2 separate regions of the Homo sapiens genome follow, and region 1 is linked to region 2. A link is an interaction called in ENCODE POLR2A ChIA-PET data of the cell type or tissue named here. Cell type or tissue: PC-3. All regions are shown on one strand. Each heading gives the region's core, and the rest is flanking DNA. Links, peaks and the distances in the headings are about the cores only. Region 1 has its middle 48 kb from the start of LNCAROD. Region 2 has its middle 37 kb from the start of LNCAROD.

The links. ChIA-PET counts read pairs that join two places held together with the same protein. Peaks named below come from ENCODE experiments on the same cell type or tissue, not always from the same donor. Only the 100,000 strongest peaks of a DNase experiment are listed, where the experiment ranks them.
Region 1: POLR2A ChIA-PET joins it to region 2 with 16 read pairs; 3 of 35 experiments call an interaction of 5 or more read pairs at or near these places.

What each region holds. Positions count from the first base shown.
Region 1 is chr10:52,517,392-52,520,322 of GRCh38, forward strand. No RefSeq gene overlaps it. Among named protein-coding and RNA genes, the nearest start is that of LNCAROD, 48 kb to the left of the region's middle. In PC-3, for the core only: no CTCF peak of the experiment used is centred there; a DNase peak (open chromatin) is centred at 1,500.
Region 2 is chr10:52,431,657-52,434,587 of GRCh38, forward strand. No RefSeq gene overlaps it. Among named protein-coding and RNA genes, the nearest start is that of LNCAROD, 37 kb to the right of the region's middle. In PC-3, for the core only: no CTCF peak of the experiment used is centred there; a DNase peak (open chromatin) is centred at 1,595.

The DNA.
Region 1 (2,931 bases), core at 160-2,659, 86 kb after region 2:
TTTTCCAATATGCACTCCTCAGTCTAATTAAGCAAAATGTAAATATACATTTGAAAGCAAGTTCTCCTTTATATGGAATAAATTGCTTTATTTTTAAGTTAGTTTAGCATGTGACCAGAGTCAATGGAAGGAAAAGCAACATCTATTTTATTACTGATGGGAGGCAAGAATTTTAATATCCACAGATAAATTTAATGAGGACCATCTTTCTTATCTTTGGAGGAATATAGTTTACATATGCAGTGCCTTTCAATCTAACATGTTTAAGTTCTATGTGTGTATATTTGCACATGAATAAAACAAAAAGCTAATGAAATTAGAGTTTTAGAACTAGAGGGAAATGTAAATGTACCCTATTTCAGCTCTTCTGTCTTACAGTTCAATTTTCCATATTACAGTTCACACTCTTAGAAATTGAGATCTATAGGAGATTAGGAATCTGTCCATTAGTTGCAGAATAACAAATATTCAAATTCTTTAAAATTTTATATTCTGGTATATTGGTCTAGATCCCAAATTACCAAAAAATTTATGAAAAAAAATTAAATAGAAATAATTAAATAACTTATTAATACCTATAAAAGTACTTGAATTACACACTGAATTATTAACATTTATTGCATTTTAATACAATATGAAGGTAAAATGTATTTTGTGGTATGTGAAATTTCATGTTTTAAATATTTTTCTTGATTGATAACATTTTAACCAATCAGATCACCTCACTCACTGAATGCCTTGGCTAATAGAGAACTCTGAAATTTAATCCCAAAGTGGGCAATCCTGTGATATTCTGAATAATTTAGCCATTTTTCTCCTCATCTATTGGAGAAGAAATACATTTTTTTATTATCAAACAAATAGGCAAGATTTTTGAATGAATAAAATTATTTAGGTAATTTCTAATCTCCCCCTTTTACTGGTATAGACATAAATGGTATTGTTTTTTATTTGAAGGAAAGTTTTCATGTAAAGTTTTTAGCAAATTCTACTCTTAAAAGATTGTATATCACCAGAAAAGAATTAAAAACAAACCAGAGATGAAGAATGTAAAGAAGGAGTCTCTTGCAGCATGCCAGCAGAGGGGTGCAGGGTCACAAATAGCCTGTAAAAATCAAGTTTTGATGGAAGGAAGATGACAGGTTGATGACAACTGGAGAGAGGAAGTAGACTGAAATCCTCAGTTCTCAAACTTTAACATGGTAACTGGGGTACTTGCTTTAACTCAGATTCCTAGGTGCCACTTCAGAGATTCTTTAGCTCTGAGTTAAGGCACAGAAATCTGCAGTTTTAACAAGAAGTGCTAATGTACAGATGCAAGTGATTTGGGGCCATGCTTGAGAAATCCTAATTTAAATTATAGCACAGGGAATGTAGGTTATGTAAAAGAAAAAAACAAAGGACTGTCCAATTAACACCACAATAAATTCCTGTGTGAAAAAGTGGACATTCTTTTCTAGAACAATATTTTGCAACAGTCACCAGCTACTTCTCATAAAAAGTTTCTGCTCAGACCAGGCACAGTGACTCATGCCTTTAATCCCAGCACTTTGGGAGGCTGAGGTGGGCAGATCACCTGAGGTCAGGAGTTCGAAAACAGACTGGCCAACATAGTGAAACCCCATCTCTACTAAAAATACAAAAATTAGGCAGGCGTGGTGACAGGCGCCTGTAATCCCAGCTACTTGGGAGGCTGAGGCAGGAGAATCACTTGAACCTGAGAGGTGGAGGTTGTAGTGAGCCGAGATTGCACTACTGCACTCCAGCCTGGGCAACAGAGTGAAACTCTGTCTCAAAAAAAAAAAAAAAAGTTTCTGCCCAGATAATCCTGGAAAATTTCTATGCTCTAATCAATATTTAGAAATTCGTAGATTATTCTAACATGCAAAAAGGTGTTGCAGTACAAAACTCTAACTCTGTTTAAGTGATTTTCTATATTTACTTAATCATGGAATGTATTTTTATTTAACCAGAATTCCTATTTGTATCCCATGATCCTATCCTCAGAAAAACCACTTAGGAAAACAATAGAGTAATAGAGAAGTTTTGACCTTTTGAGCTGATATACAAGCACCTCTATTATCAAATGCCCCAAAAGCCTACTATTAAATCTCTTTACCTGTGAATGAAGATGTTCAGGCCTTTGGGGGCTTTATACAGGGACACTCTGCTGTTGTTCTGGCTGAGTATTGTTTGAAAGATTCTTCTCTGTAACTAGGAAGCTCTATTTATAATTTCTTATTTTTTCCCCTCCATGATTGGAAGTACTTTTAGCTATAGCAAGCTGTATTGAGTTTTCCAATTTAACTATTTCATGCCTATTTATATATTGAGTCACATCATTTAGTTATCATTTTTGGACAGTGACAAAATGACAGTGGATAGGGTTTTCTCTTCTCTTTGTAGAAAACAAAACAAAACTCTTCATAGAAAACACAGGATTTTCTGAATGATTCCAAAATAATTTGAAATCTGTCTTTTATTATGCTATATGATCTAACTCCAATCCTAGAATGATCAAGCCATCTCTGTCTCCATGGCTGCTTACAAACATCCGAGTTCTGCCAGAGAAAGCCACAGAAATAGACATAAGTTCTATTATGAATTCATGATCACTAAACTCAAAGAAGCCTTCACCCTACCAGTTAATTCTACTATATAGTGGTTCCCCATTATTCATGGGGATACATTCCAAGATTCCCAGGGGATGCCTGAAACCACAGATAGTACTGAATCCTACATATACTATATTTTTTCCTATACATACATACCTGTGATAAAGTTTAATTTATAAAGTAGACACAGCAAAAGATGATCAACAATAGAACAACTATAACAATATATTGTAATACAAATTATATGAATGTTGCATCTCCCTCTTTTTCTCTTTCTTCTCAAAATATCTTAATACTATGTATAATACCTACCTCT
Region 2 (2,931 bases), core at 292-2,791:
CTTCCTTTGCCCATGGATTACCTCTGTAAGGATGGAAAATATGTTTGGATTAAAAAAAAAAATGGCCATCTTCTTTCCTCTACCTTTTTTCCTTTCTAATTTGCCCACTAAAGATGTTCAATTGCTCTACCTAACTCACAGCTTTAGTTGCCTTAAAGCTCCGTGACAAAAACTACTGGAATCATGCAGTCCTCTCTTTGGCCTATTGCTCATTTTAGTTTTCTTTTTTTAAAAATTTTAACTTTTATTTTTAAATTCAGGGGTACATGTGCAGGTTTGTTACATGGGTATATTGCATGATGCTGAGGTATGGGTGCAAGTGATCCCATCACTCAGGAGTGAGCATAGTACCCAGCAGTTAGTTTTTCAACCCCTGCCCCTCTTTTCCCTTTCCTCCTCCTCCCTCTGGTGGTCTCCAGTGTCTATTGTTGCCATCTTTATGTCCATGAGTACCCAACGTTTAGTTTCCACTTGTAAGTGAGAACGTGTGGTATTTGGTTTTCTGTTCCTATGTTAATTTGCTTAAGATAATGACCTTCAGCTGCATCCATGTTGCTGCAAAGGACATAGTTTTGTTCTTTTTTATGATTGCATAGTATTCCATGGGGTGTAAGAACCACATTTTCTTTATCCAATCCACCACTGATAAGCGCCTGGTTTGATTCCATGTCTTTGCTATTGAGAACAGTGCTGTGATAAACATAGGAATGCGTCTTTTTGGTAGAATGATTTATGTTTCTTTGGGTGTATACCCAGTAATGGAATTGCTGGATCAAATGGTAGTTCTGTTTTTAGTTCTTTGAGGGCTCATTTCAGTTTTGAATAAAAACATAAAGCTTGGATAAACTATAATATTTCAGAAGTACAATTTTTTCTATTGTTTCTAGTGACATAATTTGAGAGAAATATGTCCCAATAGAAACTATTGTTTCTAGTGACAAAATTTGAGAGAAATATAAAGAATGATATACGCTTTTTCCTTCAGGCTATGGAGCAACTAAATCAAATGATCTCTACTCCTCTGTTTCTTTGTCATTTGCATAACCTGCTCCATCCCCACTGTGATGTTTCCATAGGAATTTGAGTGATACTCTCCAATCAAAGAGTGTCTCAGGATCTGGGGATTTATCTCATTCAGAAGTTAAGTTGAACACTCCCAAGAAAACCCCCCCACCACATGTTAGATTAGAATAATAAAATGTATTGACAATGATAGAACTTGGAATCCCAAGAAACCTTGTATAATCATTCAGTTCATTAGTTCTCAAATGTGAGTGTGCATCAGAATCTCCTAGGGGGTTTGTTAAAACAGATATTGTTAAATCACATCTCAGAGTTTTTTTGCATAGGTTTGGACTGGTGCTAGGCAATGTGCATTTCTAACAAATTCCCAGGAGTTCTGCTGTTTTCCTGAAGTAGGAGAGTCAATAGTTGAATGTCGCAGGTAAATATAGGAAAATAAGGACAGGAAAGTCATCATTGGATTTAACATGGAAAAAGGTATCTTGTAAGCTTTGTAAAGCATTTTAGCAGAGTGGTGGCAATAGAAGCTAGCTTTCAAATGGTTACCAAACAAGTGGATAGATGGGGATGACAAATTTCGAGTCATGAAAAACTTGAACAACATATACTGCCTACCTTCTAAATTCTTTCCATTTATATTTCTGGTTATATATCTTCCCTGAGGCTTTGATTTTTGACCTCGGAGGGTAATTTTAAGATAAAAATCTTCTCTTAGATTTGGCTTCTACTATAACTGCCTTAATCTGAACTAGACTAAGATAATGACAACCAGAATTTTGGGAAAAAAAATGTGCATTTGCAGATCTTGGATTCTTGGATTACCTTTTTGAGTTAGCTAGACAGACATCTATAATGTTGAGATCCTACATTAAACTTCCAGAGGAAGTAAGCCACCATTGAAAATTTGAGTTAACTTCAACTGTGACTTAACAACTGGGAAGCATGTATTTCTTATTGAGATAATTTTCTGAATAAATGTATTGGATAGTCTTATTCTATATTGTCTTCAACATGATTTCATTTATATTATTTTCCATTACATTGCACTAAAACCCTATCAAGCTGGCAGGATCTGTATGAGGAAATCAAAGATCAAAGATGTTAAGTAATTTACCCCCAAATAATGAAGTATGTGAAGTGCCGGGACTGAAAGCATAGCCAGGCTTCTTGACTGTGTTACATGGCACTGTCCAGCTGAAATATAATGCAAGCCAAATAAGTAATTTTAAATTTCTAGTAGCCAACATTAAAAAAGTAAAATGAAACAGCTACAATTAATTTATCAGTATATTTATTTTAACTCAACATATTGAAAATATACAGCTCAATAGTTACATACGGCTAGTGTGTTCCTCACTGGACAGCATAGTTTTAAACATTCTGAGAGGTTAGTCCCCAAAGTCACAGCTTATAAGGGTCAGTGGCAGAAGTTTTATTTATAAATATAATACAAATGAATATTAGTAAGTGGAAGTGTATTACTCTGTTATATGGCTGATGGTCTAGAGCTGCACTACTCAATACAGTTACCAGTATCCACACAGGACTACTTAAATTAAAATTAAGTAAAATTATTAAATAAAATTTAAAATATATACCTGCAGACAGATGAGCCATATTTTTTGAGCTCCATAACTCCCACGTGGCTACTGACTACCTATTAGACAGCATGGGAACATCTCTTTAGACATTCACGAGATACAGATCCATATATTTTTTTCAATTGACAGTTTCCATTCCCACCCCTGCCTCAGCCTTCACTCTACAATCATATTACTTTCTGGTTATTTATATGAATTACATCATTCTTTATGTGTTTTATAACTTGCTTTTATTCAATCAACAATATTTTCTGGGAGAATTTCCATATTCATATGTATATGTCTACATCATTCATTATAATGGCTT